2 separate regions of the Mus musculus genome follow, and region 1 is linked to region 2. Evidence: chromatin loops called from intact Hi-C (ENCODE). Cell type or tissue: gastrocnemius. All regions are shown on one strand. Each heading gives the region's core, and the rest is flanking DNA. Links, peaks and the distances in the headings are about the cores only. Region 1 has its middle 510 kb from the start of Nyap2. Region 2 holds the start of Irs1 (insulin receptor substrate 1).

Region 1 (8,857 bases), core at 623-8,622, 700 kb before region 2:
TTTTTGACTTTTTCCTGAGCAGCTAGCGAGATTTGGCACAGACTGAAATAATGACACAGGCTATTTCTATCCTTTTAGACCAAATGGATGTGGTAATGAAAGAAACATCATAGCACAGAACATAAGATCAAGAAAAAGTGAAGGAAGGAACCATAGCGTTTACTAACATGCTCATTCAGGAACATAATTACCAAAATAAAGGGGTGACAGGGTTGGCTACTGTGGTTGTAACTACCTCGATTTCAATTACTCTGGTTTTAGTGGAACGAAACAGGGTTCTAACTCGTTTAATTAACAAGACTATCCACAGGTGATCTGCAAACGTTGCGAGTACAGATCTTATTAGTGTAGAAAACGTATATGCCCAGAAATGTCACGTCTGCATATTAAGCCCAATTATGCAGTTTACAGGAGAACTGCAGCTCTTTTATTTATCCACAAGAATATCAGAGTGGAGGGTGAGGAGGAAAAGGGAGATGCATACATTAACGGATAATGATCTGCAGCCAATGCCTTTTTTTGAACTAGTTCATTTAAAAGGAACAAAGAGGCCATCCTGCTGGGTGCGTTTTTCCGTGGCAAACCCTGGCTGGCTTATTTTGATCTGCCCTGTGGTGTGGTTTCAATTAGCATTACCACCTACAAGATGAGTAGCAGCCATTGTACCAGAAAATATGAACCTAAAAGGTTTGAAAGCACGTTTGATGGGTCAGTAGTGTGAACTTGAACTTTGGCACAGCTAATCATCCATGACCTTGGAAAGCTCTTCGGGTTTTCAGGTTGGTATCTTCTAGTGTCTAACACAATTCTGATTGTCAAGTTAATCTGGACAAAAAAACTGTCTTGTGTATTTCCTCTACTGAGGCACCCCCACTTGCATCCACACAACTGTAGACCCATCCATCCTAAAGCAACACATGTTTTCACACAGGCACACCATCTAAAGTCCCTGATCCCAGTGGAGAAATGGAGAGTTGACAGAAGTTAGAATGTTGTCAACCACACAGGGATTTACAAGCAAACACTAAGACCAGGATGGTCCAGGGGGTACTGATTTCGAGTAATGGACACCAGAATGTAAAGTCTGGAAACAAGCCATCCAAAAGTCATCTTAGCTGTTCTGTTTGTTGGCCAGCTGCTAGTTGACTTATTCCTGTGATATTATAATCTATAACCACATCTATAAGTCATATCATAATAAGAACAATGATTGAGTACATTTATTTGTCAACTTTCATGTTGCTGTGATTAAAAACAACAACAACAACAGTAAGGAAACAAAAGTCTACTTTTGTTCATGGTTTAAAGAGATAATTGTCTCATGGCTGGAAGCCACAAGTGGGAGTTGCTGGGTGCAGGCTATGTAGTCAGGAAAGAGGGAAAGATAAATATTCTTGCTCAGCTTGCTTTCTCCTTTCTCTTCAGTTCAGGACCCTAACCAATGGAACAGTACTACACTCAGTGAAGGGGGAAGTCTTTCTGCCCTTGGTTAAGTTAGCCTATACAATCACTCATAGGCATACTACACCTGGGGTGGTCTCTTCTGTGATTCTAGACTGCCAGTCTGACAACATGAACCATCACGATTGGGGTTTGTGGGAATTATGAATAATGTTTTCCATGTTTTTGCCCTAGTACCTGGAATTTTATATGTGATCAACAAATCATATGTGTATGTTATTATCTATTGTGTTTCTATGCACTATTTTGCATCCTTAAATGATGCTCTAGCGTGTGCATAGCCTTCCTTCTGTTTTACCTGCAAAGAAAACCTCTGCGGGTCCTGAAGTGTCTTAGGTGTTTATTCTTGTGGTCAACACTCTAAGAGGATTTTAGCTAGTCTAAGTACCCAACTTATCCCAGGAATATTTCTGAAATTCTGCCTCTTCTAGGATGGTCTTCTGCTTTCAAACCTTTGGTGATGTTCTATGTTATCACCAGAGTAGGGTTTAATTTCTCAATCTCATTTTCAAACTGTCTTTATTAAAAAATAACCCAATATTGTAACTCTGGAGCCCTTACAAATGACCCTATCAAAAACCTTACCTCTTTGTGGGTCATAATGGCTATATGGTACATTGGATAATGTGTGCTGTCTTTAGAATTGTGGTGGATTCTCTACATGAGGATGTCTGTAAGCAATTACATCAGTAGACAGGTACTTGAACCCGTATAACTAGTTTCTCTCATGTAAGTTGAGGGGTTAAATAATAGGATGTACTATATTAAAATTTAGCAAGATTAAGGAAACCAGCATAAAACTAGAAGATTCAAGCAACCACAGTGAACATCTGCATCTGGGATGGAAGGCACACCTGCTCTACAGTCTTCACTGTGATAGACAGTGCTGATTGGGCTTTTAAGATTTGTCTCTTGTGTACTCTTCCTTTGCATGTTCCCCCCATTGCCACAGTACTCCTCCATGTTCCACAGTCTGTTTCGCTGCTCTGCTTATCAGTCTTTTTAAAAATATTTTTATTACGTATTTTCCTCAATTACATTTCCAATGCTATCCCAAAAGTGCCCCATACCCTCCCTCCTACTTCCCTACCCACCCATATCAGTCTTTTGAGAACAGTGAGTGCATTCTAAGCTTTAACAGGACGCATGGTCTCTGAGAAAGGTGCTGAACAGATTGCAGGTCTGCCAACATAGCTCCACCGTGAAGCATCCTAAGGGGCTCTAAAGCAGAAGTGGAATAAGTAGTTCATTGTGCCTCTCTGATGCACGTTACTTCCACCACATACCCTCACATATGGGCCTTGGCTGGTACACTCTATTGAGTGAGACCTGAAGTTGCATAGGATAGGAACAAAAGTCCATTAGCATCCTCTGTACAAAGTATGGTTGAGATTTTACCTTCATGTTTTCTAGAAAAGAAAAAGAAAAAAAGAAAGAAAAAAAAGAGAGAATATACCATGTCTTGGAATAGATTTCTGTTCTCCAAGTAACATGAATAGATTTCATTAAATTTTCCAAAGGAAAATTATACCTTTTCAGTGGGTAAAGAAACTTAACCCCAAATCTATCAGTTCCACAATAACAACAACAGAAAGTCATTTTGTAGATAACAACAGCTCTTCATGCTCTGAGCACTTTTGCTCCAGGAATAAAGGTTTAAACTAACTTACTTATACCCATATTGACAACTCGGGATATATACATTAAAAATGACATTTAACAAAGTTGTATATTAAAGAAGGCATTGCATTATGGAAAAAAACACTGAGAGAACACTCACTTGTCCTTTTGATATTCATGAATAGTGAATGATTTTATAAACAGTGATAGAAACAAGCATTCAGGTTTATTTAAATAAGCTTATATTGCATAAATTTACCATAACAAAATAATGTAAACAGCTTTTTGTAGATACCTCGTTTAAGAACAGGTTAAAACAATATGTGTATAATTGTGTATGAAAAGTTTGATCTATCAAATATATAACATGTGTATATACTCACACATATCCATGTGTAATGTGCATATAATGCACTTTACAGTAAATGTGTGCTTTATTTATTCACCCATTTAAATGTATAGAATAAATGGCAAAAGTACCTGTTTAAATTAATTAAAATAATTTTCTAAGAATACATGCAGTGCAAATTTTATTTAAAAATGTATGTGTTTTTTTAATCATCCATTTATAACTTATTTTACACAATTAATATTAGACATTTTATCTTTTATCTCTACTTGGATTCAATCTATTCTCTCGTAATAGAATACTCTGGTACAATATGAAAATCAAAGGTTGTGTGCTATTAATGGTAGTAGCTTATCTGTCTCAGTAGAGGAAGGAAAATTTGGAATGTCTGTGGAAAATATAGGATAGTTATAATGCTCCCTATCTGGGTATTTATTTATACACATCCCAATTAATCATTGGGCACTAGCTACTGGGAGGACATAGTATGTTTTGGAGTAAGTAGCTTTTCATCAAATGAGGAAAATAGCCAAAGCAACATTAAACTGAGAAGGCAGCCCTCTGTACCCACACAGTCGAAGGAGGAACACAGCTAGAAGATATAGTATGCAACATATTGAGTGTAATGGGCAAATGTGTGAACAGAAAATTCACACACACACACACACACACACACACACACACGTCAATAAGTAAGTTTTGTTAAACACAATCGTAATCAGAAAAAAAAATCTGGAAGAAACCTGAGATAATTTTTTCCTTAAAAATTGACAGTGCATTTTTAATCATTTTGAGATTTATTTTTGTTTCTGTGCATGGCTGCTTTGTCTGCATCTATGTCTGTGTTCCATGTGCATGTAGTGCCCGCAAAGGCCAGAAGAGAGTGCCAGATCCCAGGAACAGGAGTTATAAACTGGTTAGTCATCAGGTGAGTACTAGGAACTAAGCCTGCATCCTGACCTGGAGAACCGGACTGTCATCTTACCCACTGAACCATCGTTCCAGACCTGGAAGTGCTTTTTAAACTGAGGTATCATTTGAGAACACATAAATGAAAAAGTCTAGGCACATGCAAGTTGTGTCTTGGTCCTTCTGAGAAGTGTTTTGATGGTATCTATTAAGTTAAAAATTAACATGATTCTAGTGCATGTGGCCTTCATAGAGTTCCAATATGCATTTCAAAAATTTCTAAAGAATCAGTTTCAGCATTACTTATAATATTAATAAAAACTAGACATCACAAAATACAGTGTAGCTGTGTAAAGAATTAGACATATTTATAGCTTCCGATATAAAAACTTTCTGTCTCATAAATACATAAAATCGTCATATATATATGGAATTTAGATGTTTAAAATCTGTCTCATAAATACACAAAAATCAAGTTATATATATTTGGAATTAAGATGTTTAAATGTTATATGGTTCCATATATGTACACAAAAATAAGGTGCATATGATCATAGCATAAAATTTACTCCTTCTGGGGAAAGGAATAATTTGGAGCAAGTGGGATCTCATGGAAGATGCCATTGTTTTATATTGAATTTGGGTAAAAGCTAGTCTGTTTGTTGCTGTTAAATTGTTTTGCCTTGTAAACTTTTAGTGTAAAGAGGCAGACAAAGCTGTGGGCATACACATAGGTCCACATTATCGTGTACAAAAGTGTGTTCCACATCAGGCAAGACTTTTTAGACAGCTACGTTGTATTTCTGGAGACTGCACCTAATGCCCAGGAAGTCTCTTTGCTTCCCATGCCTTTGTTGTGGGACCAAGCCTCATGCTGAAGTTTGCAAGGCATATAGAGCTCTGCCCAAATGTTAAGGAGGACCCACATACAGGCCTCCTGGATAGGTAGGCATTTCTTGTCTAAAATATAGAAGGGTATTTTTACACCTTGCTCTGTTGCCCTTAGAAAAAGACAGATTCTCCCCAAATCACGGAAGTGTGTGTGTGTGTGTGTGTGTGTGTGTGTGTGTGTGTGTGTGTGTGGTGTGTGTGTGTGTACTTGATGCTTAAGGTTAATTACACCCAAGAAAGTTAGCTAGTGTCCCTTTGGGGGTGTGTCTGGATAAAAATGTCCCAGTCCTGGGCCATTCATTTTAGGATGCTGAGACGGTTTAATAAGTACAGTAACATTTGGGAGTGGGAGGTAGAATTTTCCTCTATAGTCATAAGGATATCATATAGGTGGTAGTGGAGGTGGTGGTGATGGTGGTGGGGTGGTGCTTCTGCTGCTGCTGCTGCTGGTGTGTGTGTGTGTGTGTGTGTGTGTGTGTGTGTGTGTGTGTGTGTGTGGTGTCCATGGAGAGGACTAAACCTGTACTGAATACCATTCTTCAAATGCAACTACACTTAAATATCCATATATTAAAATATACATGCCCATTTTCCGCTCCTACATAAAGGAGCCAGGCACAGGCCGGTCTCTTTCTAGTTGATCTTAATCCCTCTCCCCTTCAGCGTGGCCAGGAGCACCCCTCTCTTTGTAATAAATAGCTCTGAGAGCAAGACATTCATTCTGTCCCCTTTGATCACCTTGGAGCTGTCAGCTTGTGCTGCTGTTTGCCTCCCAGCTCTTGTTCCTGCCTAAAAGTGGAAGTAATGCCCCCTGAAAGAAATACCCTAGGTGTCCCGCAAGGCTGCAATCTATTTCTTCTTTTGTTGCATACGCCCCCTGGGGCCCGCCCTCCCAGCTTGAACAAACTCCTCTCTTCTTCCCCCCTCTCTATATCTTCGAAATTCTAGTTCCTTCTACAGACACTCAGCTGTGCTCCTGTGACGCCCCTAGGCCAGACTGTCTGAGAAGCTACCACCCTGCCAGACTGGGGAGGCTCCTCCTGGCTCCTCCTCCTTCTGCTAGTCGCAGACTCCGCAGAGCTCCGCACTGCAGGCTTTTGTGGTCACGGATCCTACAATCTTCATCAGAGAAGGCTAGCATCATGTCCCTGTAACTTAACCAGCAACTGATCTCCCCTAAATGCCCTCGTTTCCCTGCATTGACTAGAGACTTGGGATGCCTCCTCCCTCCCAGGAACTCCTTGGGCTGGCATTAGGGGCCCCCAATTTTGCAGTCAGCGTTTGAGTGGTGGGGAGTGGCGCTGAGATCGGGCTCAGCTGCAAGCCTTTGCTGATGCAGGGCTGGGAACACATTTGCAAGCTCTCTTCCTGGTTTATAGCGGAGATTATAAGCAATCTGTCTCCTCTCTTATCATCGCGTCAGGCCTGTTGTATAGTTTGTAAATATTGCTCAAGTGAAATAATTTGCAAAAGTAAACAATTGGGAGAAAAGAATATGGACCGTGAGGTTTGTCTTTAATGTATTTACAGGACAGGAAAGGGGTCTGGGATGAGAAAATTATGGGGTAGAATGGGGAGGGGAGGGAAGAAGAGGGGAGAGTTGACGACCAGAATGCTGATGATTCTGTGATGGCGACATAACTAATTAACTGTAATGTCGCTTAAAAGCTTCTGGCTCTCCCTGACATTGTTCGAAAGTATGCATTATTTTAAAAAGAGCTAAGATGTAGGGGGTGGTTGAGTGGCTTTAAAATGACTGAATACCACTCATTGTGCTGGATAAGAAAGAAAGAAAGAAAGAAAGAAAGAAAGAAAGAAAGAAAGAAAGAAAGAAAGAAAGAAAGAAAGAAAGAAAGAAAGAAAGAAAGACGAAAACCGACAAACTGCAGTGGAAATAAATACAGCATTGCAGGTTGGTGTGTGAGGCTACAGCTGGGGAAGCCAGGGCTGTTAAGTGGAAAATTCCTGAAGAGGACATATTTCTGTTTCCAGTGGGAAGAAAGAGAGTGTTGTTGGGAGCTGGCAGTTCTTTATAAAATACAAGAGTACCATGATGATGACCAAACGACCTAACTGAACTGAGAGAAATTAACCAAACAAATAGCTTTACCTGTTATACTGTATTCTTAGAGACTGCCACAGTCTCCTTTCTGGTCCCCTGGGTCTAGACAGAAGGGAGGAATGAAGAGGCTAAGAGAGCTGACAGACAGCAGAAAACTGGAGTGGGGTGGGGGTAGGGGGTGGGGAGTAGGGGTGCCTTTGCTCCTGAAACAAACACATACTCAGAGAGCCGGTCCTTGGGTTCTCAATACTGAGAAACCAGTGTTATCTGGAGGATGCCCATTGTAGGAACACTCTTGTTGGTCCTGAGAGGACTTTCCCAGAATTCCTGTTTAGGGGAACTTCAGAGAGATGTCACTGCCATCCCTTCAAGGGTAGTTTAGATTGCATCCCTAAGATGCAAAGAGAGGAGAGCAGAAAGCAGGTCCTCAGCGATGCCCCACCCCCGACCCCCGTGAAAGTTCCTTGTACACTTGGAGAGCACATTCCGTCTAAGGCATCCTGCTGCAGAGAAATCAAAGCCAAGAAGAAGCCTTGGTATTTTTCCTTCTCTGCAAAGTGTTTGTCAGGAAGTCAAGGGTTCCGGGGGGCAGGGGAAGCCTGCAGAGGATGCTCTTCATCAGGGATGCTCTGCATCCGAGAACTTTCATTTGCTCGGAGCACCAACATGCTAACAAAGTAATGAGAATCCACTTTTTTTTTTCTTTAAAGGCTTTGTTGTGTCTGTAAAGGGATGCATATGATGGCCTTTTACAGATAAGCTCATACTAATCTCAGAATTAAATAAATCTAATTGATATTGAAGACAACTTGTGAGAAGTAGCTTCCACTCAATTGTAATTAAAATGACATCGAATTTGTGTGATCAAACTTTCATGACCGATAGAACACAGATAGGAAACCTTACCTCATTCCAATGTCTCCAAAATTTAAGTTTTCTTGGATGTGAAAATTCAAGATGATGACAGACTTTTACATCTGAGAAGTCTATACTCCAAACAACATTTAGTTTGACAAGAATGAGACTGAGTCTGATTTCTAATAGGCGATTGGGAAAACCATATACGAGCAGTTAGTCCCTGTGCCTCTCTGAGTCTGTCCCTCTGTGGATTTGTGTGATTTTCCTTGTAAGTGTTTCCGTCGTAAGACAGTCATCATGGACAATAAAATGCCTCTTCAGTAAAAAAAAAAAAAAAAAAAAAAAAAAAAAAAAGAGCAGTTAGTCATCATAGCACGTTCTTGCCTACTCTTACACACAACACAGATTTAAAAATCATTGAGATATGATTCATACATCACCAAATTCAACTTGTGCGATTCTGTGATTCTAAGATATTTACAGAGATGTAATATCGATGTTCATTTAAAACGCATTACACTCATCATGTTTTAAAACTTTTTATTAATTCCTTGTGAGTTTTCCATTATGTACCCTAGTCCTCCTCATCTCCCCATCCCCTCATTCAAGGGTGGATACCCCTCACCCTTGAAACTTCCCCCCAATTAAAAAAAAAAACACACACAAACACAAACAACAACAACATCAAAACATAGAAAACATCTCAT
Region 2 (8,857 bases), core at 401-8,400:
CCAAGGAAGATAGCCTGATCCGAGTTTAAGGGCGTTTCATGCCCAGAGGGAAGGGCAGTGGGTCTAGGGTGAGTGCAGCCGCAATCTTCCGAGGACTATGTCTCCCCCAGTCCCTGCAGCAGAGAAGGAGCTATGGTGCATCCCTTGCCGCCCCTGGTCGAGTCCGATGTAGGGAGGCAGCGATGGCCCGAGGAGTCCCCGCTTGGCTCTCTAGGCGCGCGCGCCTTCCCTCCCGAGTTCCCCTCTGGAAGTAGCGATTCCCGAGGCAAATTAAATATCCTTGGGCAGGGGGAGGCGGGCTGCCAAGTCCCAACGTTGCACCGGGTTCTCCCTCCTCCTTCTCCTCCTCCTCCTCTGCCTCCTCCCACCCTTCAACCGTCCCCGTCGCCACCAGCCGCCCAAATACCAGCTCAATCGCAGAGACCGCGGCGCTGCGGCTGTTGCTGCTGCTGCTGCTGCTGCTGCCGCCCGAGGACGCGTCCTCTGCAGCCCGCACTCGAGCCCATCTCGGCGGGCGGGGAAAGTGGCTTTTCCACGCGCAACGCTACTGGGCAGCTGGGGGAGCAGGGGACGGTCCAGAGGGACAGGCTCATCCCTGCCCCTAGCTCCAGTCCGCAAGGGAGGAGGGGAGGGGACGAGGGAGGGAGGCGGGGAGCGGGGGAGGTTTGGGAAGAGATCGGGGAAGACGCCCGGTCCTCCCGAGGCGCAGCCGCTGCAGTTACTTCTCTCCTCCTCCCTCCTTCTCCTCCCTCCTCCTCCTCCCTCCTCCTTCCTCCTCCTCGGAGAGTTGCCGAGAGCCCCAACCAAAACAAGCGGCGGCTGCGGCGGCTGGCACCGCGCGCTGGCCCTCTTCAGACCGCGCCGCCGTCTCACTCCAGAGGAGCAAAACACGTGACGGAGCCTCTGCGCTCAGCAGCCTGGCCGCCGCCGGGAGGCTCCAGCCCGGGTCTCTCTCCCTCTCCCTGCTCGCTCTACATTCCGGGCCGAGCCCGCCCCACGCCCGCCCCTCTCCACCCCCTGGCCGTGCCGCAGAGGCGCCCGCGCTGGCCCTTTGCTGCAGCGCTCGGGCAGCGCCCCTGCGTGGCCGGCAGAGCCCGGGGCGCTGTGTCTCCCACGCCCGTGCCACCCAGAGCGCCCCCGGCCCGTAGGAATCCCCGCGGCGGGAGGGCAGGCTTGTTTGGGTGGCTACCGGAAAGCAGGAGGGGAGTCTGGGAAAACGGGAGGGGGGGATCTGGGGAAGACGCAGGAGTGAGGGAGGGGGCAGTGAGAGGGGGGGTGCACTGCGGCTGCAGAGCCCCGAGAGGGTGGGGGCGCTGGGGCGGAGGGGACGCGGGTGACCTGCTAGCTCTCACCCAACAGGTAAAGGCGACCCCCGGGAGGCAGCTGGATGTCGGTGTCTGGGTGAGAGGCCCTGGTAGGGAGATCTACATTTTTGTAAGATTTTCTAAAGGACTTCTGAGCCAGTCTTCCACCTGGAATCTCCGGACGTACCGTGGTGAAGCACCTGGAAGAAACAGAGAGGGACGCCCAAGGGCAATGACTGTTGGCTAGGTTAGGGTCTCTCGGAATCGCGACCTGGGATCTCACACCTGGCACTATTAGCCGCTGATCACTAAGGAAATAAAATGTAAAAGTCACCATTTCTCTTCCTTCATGCAGGTGAAGAGGGATTCACACTTAAGGGTTAGTTAGTGCAAAAGGTGGGGGGCGGGGGCTGGAGGAAACCTGGCACCCCTTATCACATTCGTAAGTCTATTTGTGATTTTTTTTAAAGATGTAAAGGACCTTCAGAGAGTTCCTAAGTGTACACCCTTACTGTGTATATGTTAGCAGATGTTTGTTTCATAGTTTGCACGAGCATTAGACGACCCTATACACTTTTAACCTTGACCACAAGGATAAGTGGGAGACAAGGATAAGTGGCTAGGCTGCACAGGAAAATGGGTACTTCTTGATGAAAACGGGTCAGCAGCCTCTTTGCAAAGCCTATTTCTTAGTCTCACCACAAGCAGACGCTCCCCAAAGTTTTTTTTTTTCTTTTTCTTTTTAAGATGACCTATAAATCAAGCAGGGTGTCCCTGTCTAGCCCAACCGGCATTAAAGACCTACAAATGTGACGTTGCTCCCAGTGCTTAAAGCCATTCTACTCTAGCCATGGGCGGTTCTAGTTTTCCACCTCTTTTCCTAAGCCAGGAACCCTCTCAGCCTCCCGCTCTCCAGCACTGCAGGTTGTTTGCAGTGAGACGCAGCAGTAAAGGTGCTGGGCATGCTCAATCCACTAGACTGCCTGGCTTGGAGTAGGGGAGGAGCGGATGGGTAAAGGGGGCTGCGCGCCTCAGCATAATGCGGCTAGAGAGGCGGGGTGAGGTTCCTGGGGCAGCCTGCTGATTGGTGGAGTTGCCTGTCTTTCCTGTCTTGCACAGATGCGGTAAAGGGGAGAGAGGGAGAGGGTACAGATGTAGGCACTGGCGCCATTCAGATGCTTGCGGTACTTGAATTGGGGTATTCCGCATCTGTAGGTGTCACCTCCTCTCGAAAGCTCAGGAGCCTCTGTTTTCTCTTTTCACCTCCTTTATCATGCAGTTTCTCCTAAACCTGGTTAATGGATTATGCGGTACACATTGAATTGATAGCCTTCATTTTTCCCCTCTGACAGCTTGGTGATGCGGGCACATGTGCCCACTACAGGAAGGCTATAAATAGCAAGTAATTTGGAAAAGGTACGGAGACTGCAATAGCAAGAAGAGGACTCTAAAGATTTGAAATGCATTAGGGGTTGGGAGGATAGCAACTAGAGATATCTGAAGTTAGTGTAGCAGAATAACAGTGTGTGTGTGGGGGGGGGGGGGGAATAAACAGCTAGTCTAGTCTAGCAACTGCTTAATCTAGATTAGTCCACAGGGAGGGGACCTCGCATTATGTAGGAAAGCACTTCAAATCCAGACTTTAACTTTTAAAATTACTTCCTTCCTGACCTCTGTCACCAACCAAGAACAAACAAAAAAGAGAGAGGGGGAAAAAGGAGGTACCTTTATGGAGGAAAGTATTTTCTTGAAGGAGGAGACAACAAAAAAAACAATTTAATTTGGAAGATTTTTATAAGTCATCTTCACAGAACATTAGGGTGTTTATGATATAAAAGTAATGTTATTCTGACTGAAGAAGAAGTAGACCATCTGCTCTGAGGTGCCCAAGGCCCTGGATTGGATCCCCAGTTATGTACACAGACAGACACACAGACACAGACAACCAGATCGTTGTAACAAACTGCTCACCAATCAGTGAAGTTTAACACACACACACACATACCCTCACACACACACAACTCACTCGAGTTTCATTACAAATCTTAAAGGCAGCTAATGTTCAAACTATACTACAGTAAGTTCAGTTCTTTGTACTTTTTTTTTAATTGATGGCTTGAGATAACTCTAGGAATACAAATTCACATTTGATTCACATAAATATACAGAAGAGAAAGGTAGGCTTTTGTGGAACTCAGGTGAAGTCGTGTTGAGCAGATACGTGTATTATCCTGTCACCTTATGCTAAATTAGTCTTGTGTATTGTAATGAAAATTTACACCCAAGAGAAAATTCACAGAACAGGCAAGCAACCAATTACCAAATAAGTTGCTCAATGCTGCCATCTCTAGGACAGCTAGAAACCACTTGCGCAATGAATAAAGGAATGCTGTCTGCATTTTAAAACATTGACTAGAAGCGCTGCCAGAACTAAATTGACATATTGATGTCTTCAATACAGTCATGATAGTGAGAATTAAAATTTTACGTGTCTTCGGTGCATATTTGATTAACATATCTACAATTACTGTTAAAATAGGAAAATGGCCAGTGTATGATGTTACCAAGAAAATCATATAAAAATGTCAGTTATTAGATACATATATGATGTACATATACATTGGTATATATATATATATATGTATGTATCAGTAGACATGTTCCTTAATACAAATAGGTCATCACTACAGAAACCACTGGAAACTCAGTTAATTGTGGCAATTTGGAACAATGCTTAAAGGAAAATGAAAACTCATGGATTTTTTTTAAATTGAAGGATTGCATTATTTTACTATATCTGCATAGTTGCAGATATTTGAAAGCCTCCTCTGCAAAGCCACCCAAACCATATGAGATACATTCTTGCAGTTTGGGGATCAACAATACAAAATAATTGAATCTGCTATATTGAGGCTTCTCCCGCCCCAGGATTTAAAATAAATAAATAAATAAATAAATAAATAAATAAATAAATAAATAAAATAAAGGTCCTGCTTGAGCAGGTTCCCATAGGTAGGCGAGAGGTCTCTGTAGTTACCATGTTCTCAGTGCTGCTGATTCCACAGACTCCTATTTCTGATGATGGATTGAAAGGCACAACAGTGAGATGCTATGAGATGCAAGCAGAGTACTCACTTCACAGCTCTATGCAAGCTTAAAGAGAACAAGGGCAATAAACATTCTACTTAACTGAGCTCTCACTGTTTGGGGACTTCTCTATTCAATCACTGGTATCAAGCGTGGAGAGCTATTCTTTCCATGATGTAATTAAAATATTGCAGATTTCTGACCTCCTCCCAGCCCCAAAACAACTTGTAGTGAAAAAATACCCTCATCTAAAGCAATATGAAGAGACTCCTACTTATGCAGAATTTTAAGCAATATTGGCTTACACACAAAGGGGAAATTTTTAATTAGCTGCTACCGAATTACAGAAACATACAGCTTACCTAATAAAGGTCTCTATCTCTGGGTTCACTACAGCTGGGTGGAGCAGGCAATGACCCACGCTTGGGTGCATCTCACAGCAGCTTTGAGAAAAGTCAATTTCTGGCAATCGGCTGGTGAGAATCCATCTCTACTCTCGGTCTGGATTTCACTCCGTATCCGGGGAATTCACGGAGGGTAAAAGCATGGAGTGCTAACCCAGGATTTCAGAAATATATTAATCCCTTCAAAAATGTCAAAACTTTCATCATTTGGTTTCTATCAAAGCAGGAAATAGGCAAATGGATGAAATTGGGGAAAGGGAAAGTAAAAACTCAATGCCATGATTTAATTCTTCCATTTCAGGAATTGTACTGGTTGATGCTGTTTTTCCGGAGGGAAGATCAAGCATGGCATATTTCTAAATAGTCTTTATTTCCTTTTTCATTTTAATTTTCTTTGCATCTTTCTAGAACTGTACGTGAATGTATATGTAAGCATGGGTGCCTTAGTGCATGGAGATACCTATGGAGGTCAGAAATGGACATTAGAACTCAGGAGCTGAAGATATACATGGTTGTGAGCCACCATGTAGGTGCCTAAAACTGAGCCCAGGTCCTCTGTATGAGCAGCAAATGCTCTTAACCACTGAGCCCTCTCTCTACCCGTTCTGTGCATCTTTATTTTAACTATGATATTTTAATTTCTTTTCAGTTGTCTTCAGTAGAAATGGAGAGTCTGTCATTCAGTCCTCTAGCTTAAACAAGGCCACTCCTTTGGCTTTGCAGTTGGGAACCAGAACCCAGGACTGGACATTGAATCCAGAGTCTCCTGTCTGGGTTCTCAGTCCTCTTGTAACTCATTTCAGAACAGAGACTTACTCCGGTGCTCTGTTGACCCTGAACTCATTGTAGTCCAGACTTCAGGTTTGTAATCTGCCTCAGTCTCCCAAGTATCTGGGATTACCAGTGGGGGCAGAGAATGAAGCCAGCTCCACTCAGTATCATTTGTTGTTGTTGTTGTTGTTGTTGTTGTTGTTGTTGTTGTTCTGCTACAGTGTGCTCAGTCTAAAATTTGATACCCAAACTGCCTTTCAAATAGTTGGTTGAATTTTATAGATGTGCTGTCTCCTCTGCAGGTAGGGTCTAGACACACAGCACCCCGTACAGCATCTTAAACTCACCTCCACACTCTTGCTTCTCCTCAAACTCTCTCCTTAACTCTAAAGCTAGCAAGTATGTCTTCTCTCTTCTTTGATATTAAAAAAAAATCAAAGTTGACTCCTCAAAATTTCTCAAATTGGGGCTAATCACTAACTAAAGGCTCAGAGATATTAGCTTCTTTGGTTTAGGCAGGAGAGAGCTTCTCTGAACTTCAGGTATTGAAATTATGTGGCTGTGTGCGGTAATGTGCAGTGTAACTCCAGGCAGAGTATCTGACATCAGAATCACCTAGCGAGTCACTGAAGTCAAAACTTTCTCCAGCCCACATCACCTTCCTAAAGTCCTCCATGATTTCATGCGGACTTGTTTCATGTTCCACTTCCATTATCAGGGGATGAAGGGATGCTGGGACACGAAAACCAACAGAGAGTTAGCCTATGTTTAAAACCATATTCACGGGGACATTATAAGATGCATGCAAGTTAGATCTTCAGGAACTGTTACAAGTCTGCTTCAGTGACCTTAAACTTTTTTGCCATCAATTTCTGAATATAAATAACTCTGGATGCTCAGCTGTGAGTGGGTCATCTGCATCAGCCTCTCACCATTCAAGGATCGGGAAGCTTCTAGAAAGATGGGGCAGAAAGAATGTAAGAGCAGGCAGTGAGAAAGGAAGGGCACACATGAATTCAGAGCAGCTTTGGTTACCAGCATAAAATCAAGCCAGTTGACACTTTAGCACAGAGTGGACCAGGTCTCATCACCTCCCACTCCTAGCTGAAGAGCTACCGGCAGTAAATGAGTACTGAGAAAAAGAGAATCACTTTCTTTTGGGGGGCGTGGTCTTTGGAAAGTTGCCACACACCTACATATATAAGAGCTGCACTAACTGGAACCAAGAGGTACTCACTGCAAGAAATAAGAATAGAATGTAGACATGAAGCTTGGAGGAGAAGGAGCTGGAAGGCAAAGGGGAGATAAAGGAAGTAGTGGAGGCTGGATATAGTCATTATACATTATATAAACAAGTGGGAATTCCAAAAAATCAAAAAATTTAAAAAATTTTACTGTAAATCACAGAAAAATACGTATTAAACACATTGTTATAATAAGTAAAGGTGAGAATAAGGATTTTTATTCATGTACCTGAAGAGGACTTTTTCATCAACTGAAAGTATGCATCAAATTTTTTGTTTCTGGGTTAAACTGACTTTTAGAAAATATAATAAAAGAACCATTTTTTTCTGTGCTTTTGGAGTGTGTGAGTCAGGAATTCAGACAGCTCTGCGTGGGGATAACTGTTTTCTGCTTCATGAAATCTAGAAGTCTGAGCTGAGCGAGTTCAAATGACTTGTTTGAATGGCTGAAGTCCGGGACCTTTTAAAAGTTCTTCATACATATGTCTGCTACCTGGGCTTGGGTGACTAAGATGACTCAAGCTGAGTACTTTCATTGGAGATGTCTCAGACCCTTCACAGTATAGAAACTGGATCCTCAAGGAGGTATCCCAAAGGGAGCTTTTAGAAAGTGGATTTTGCAATAGAACCAAGCAGAAGTTGTGCCACTTTTAGGAGACCACTCACAGGTCACAGGGCTTCATAGCCACTGCACACATGCACCCTATTAGTTCAAAAGAATCAGTCCCAGGCATAGTAAAGCGAAAGGAGCCTAGGTCATAGTTTTGATGGGACAAGTGTTAAACAATTTGTAGCCACTTTCTGAAGCTATTACAGATTGAAAGGTTGCTGGGCAGTGGTGGCACACGCCTTTAATCCCAGCACTTGGGAGGCAGAAGCAGGCGGATTTCTGAGTTCGAGGCCAGTCTGGTCTAAAGAGTGAGTTCCAGGACAGCCAGGGATACACAGAGAAACCCTGTCTCGAAAAACCAGGTTATGGGGGGAGAGAAAAGGAGGAGGTGAGGAGGTGGGGGAGGATGAGAAGTTCCAAGCTGAGGTAATGAGAACCAATTTACACAGGAGACTGAAGTTAAAAAGATGAATATGGACTTAAGATCATTAAGTCTTTTAATTTTTTCCAGTCAGCTATGGCATATTTATTAGTAAGTGAGAGGATTTAAAAATTTCAAGCAAACAAACAAAAACACCAAAAAACAAAATAAAAAAGAAACCCTTTTTCTCTCAACAACCTCTCCACTTTCTGCCTTTTATTTTGTTTCTTTTACTTCTCATTAAAGGACTCTGAGAAGGAACCCAAGGTGTTCAGGACCATGGACAGCATCAAGGGGGGCCCCACCAAATACCTAAGTACTGTGGGTGGGAGATAGGATTATTCTAGAAGTGTCCCCTAAAGTGAAGTGATAGAGAGAGAAACGAAGGATTTCCAACTTCCTGAAGTTTGGAGGGAATGATTTCTTTAGATGTCTGGTCAATGCTTTCTGACTTCTCCTATGAGAGCTGGAGACTGTGGTGACAGACACCTGCAACCTCAGCAAGTGGCAAGAAGATCACACAGGAGGTCAAGGCCCTCTCTGGCCTACATAGTGTGTTCCAGGACACCCTTGTCTCCAAATAAACCATAATTTCTCCACTGAATTCCATCCAATAACAGGTAGGAGGACACTGAGTAGTCATAAGTGGCCAGCTGAAAATATGCAATATTTGGAGTTTGCAATTTATAATTTGGTACAATTTATGCAAAGCTTCACAATTTTAAGAGCAGTGGGAGACACAAGCCCACAATGAAAAATATTTGAATCATATAGAGTTAGCATCCTTGAGACTGACGACAATAAGGCATACATATAAGACAGTTCAGGTATCCAGAACTGTCCAGCCTCCCTTTAGTAGTCATCCTCCCCATTCTGCACACATTTAAATTTCCCTTAAAATTTAGTTGTTTGCAAGTGCATGGTTGTTCTTTGCAAGTGCATGGTTGTGTAGGTCTGAAGGATCTGGATAAATCTGGATAAATTCAAGAGTAAAAGATAAAGAAGAATGAGTATAA

The links. Hi-C counts contacts between places; a loop is a spot of excess contacts. Peaks named below come from ENCODE experiments on the same cell type or tissue, not always from the same donor. Only the 100,000 strongest peaks of a DNase experiment are listed, where the experiment ranks them.
Region 1: a loop joins it to region 2, with 5 times the contacts of the local background. A loop is called at or near these places in 15 of 42 quality-filtered maps.

What each region holds. Positions count from the first base shown.
Region 1 is chr1:81,587,514-81,596,370 of GRCm38, forward strand. No RefSeq gene overlaps it. Among named protein-coding and RNA genes, the nearest start is that of Nyap2, 510 kb to the left of the region's middle. In gastrocnemius, for the core only: a CTCF peak has its summit at 4,301 (motif pointing right); DNase peaks (open chromatin) are centred at 6,271 and 6,508; H3K4me3 peaks cover 1,061 bases; H3K27ac peaks cover 616 bases.
Region 2 is chr1:82,290,661-82,299,517 of GRCm38, forward strand. It overlaps Irs1 (insulin receptor substrate 1), which reads right to left and starts at 779. Exons shown (of 2, transcript NM_010570.4): 1 at 1-779. In gastrocnemius, for the core only: CTCF peaks have their summits at 1,084 and 3,663; DNase peaks (open chromatin) are centred at 645, 876, 2,344 and 3,619; H3K4me3 peaks cover 2,336 bases; H3K27ac peaks cover 2,590 bases.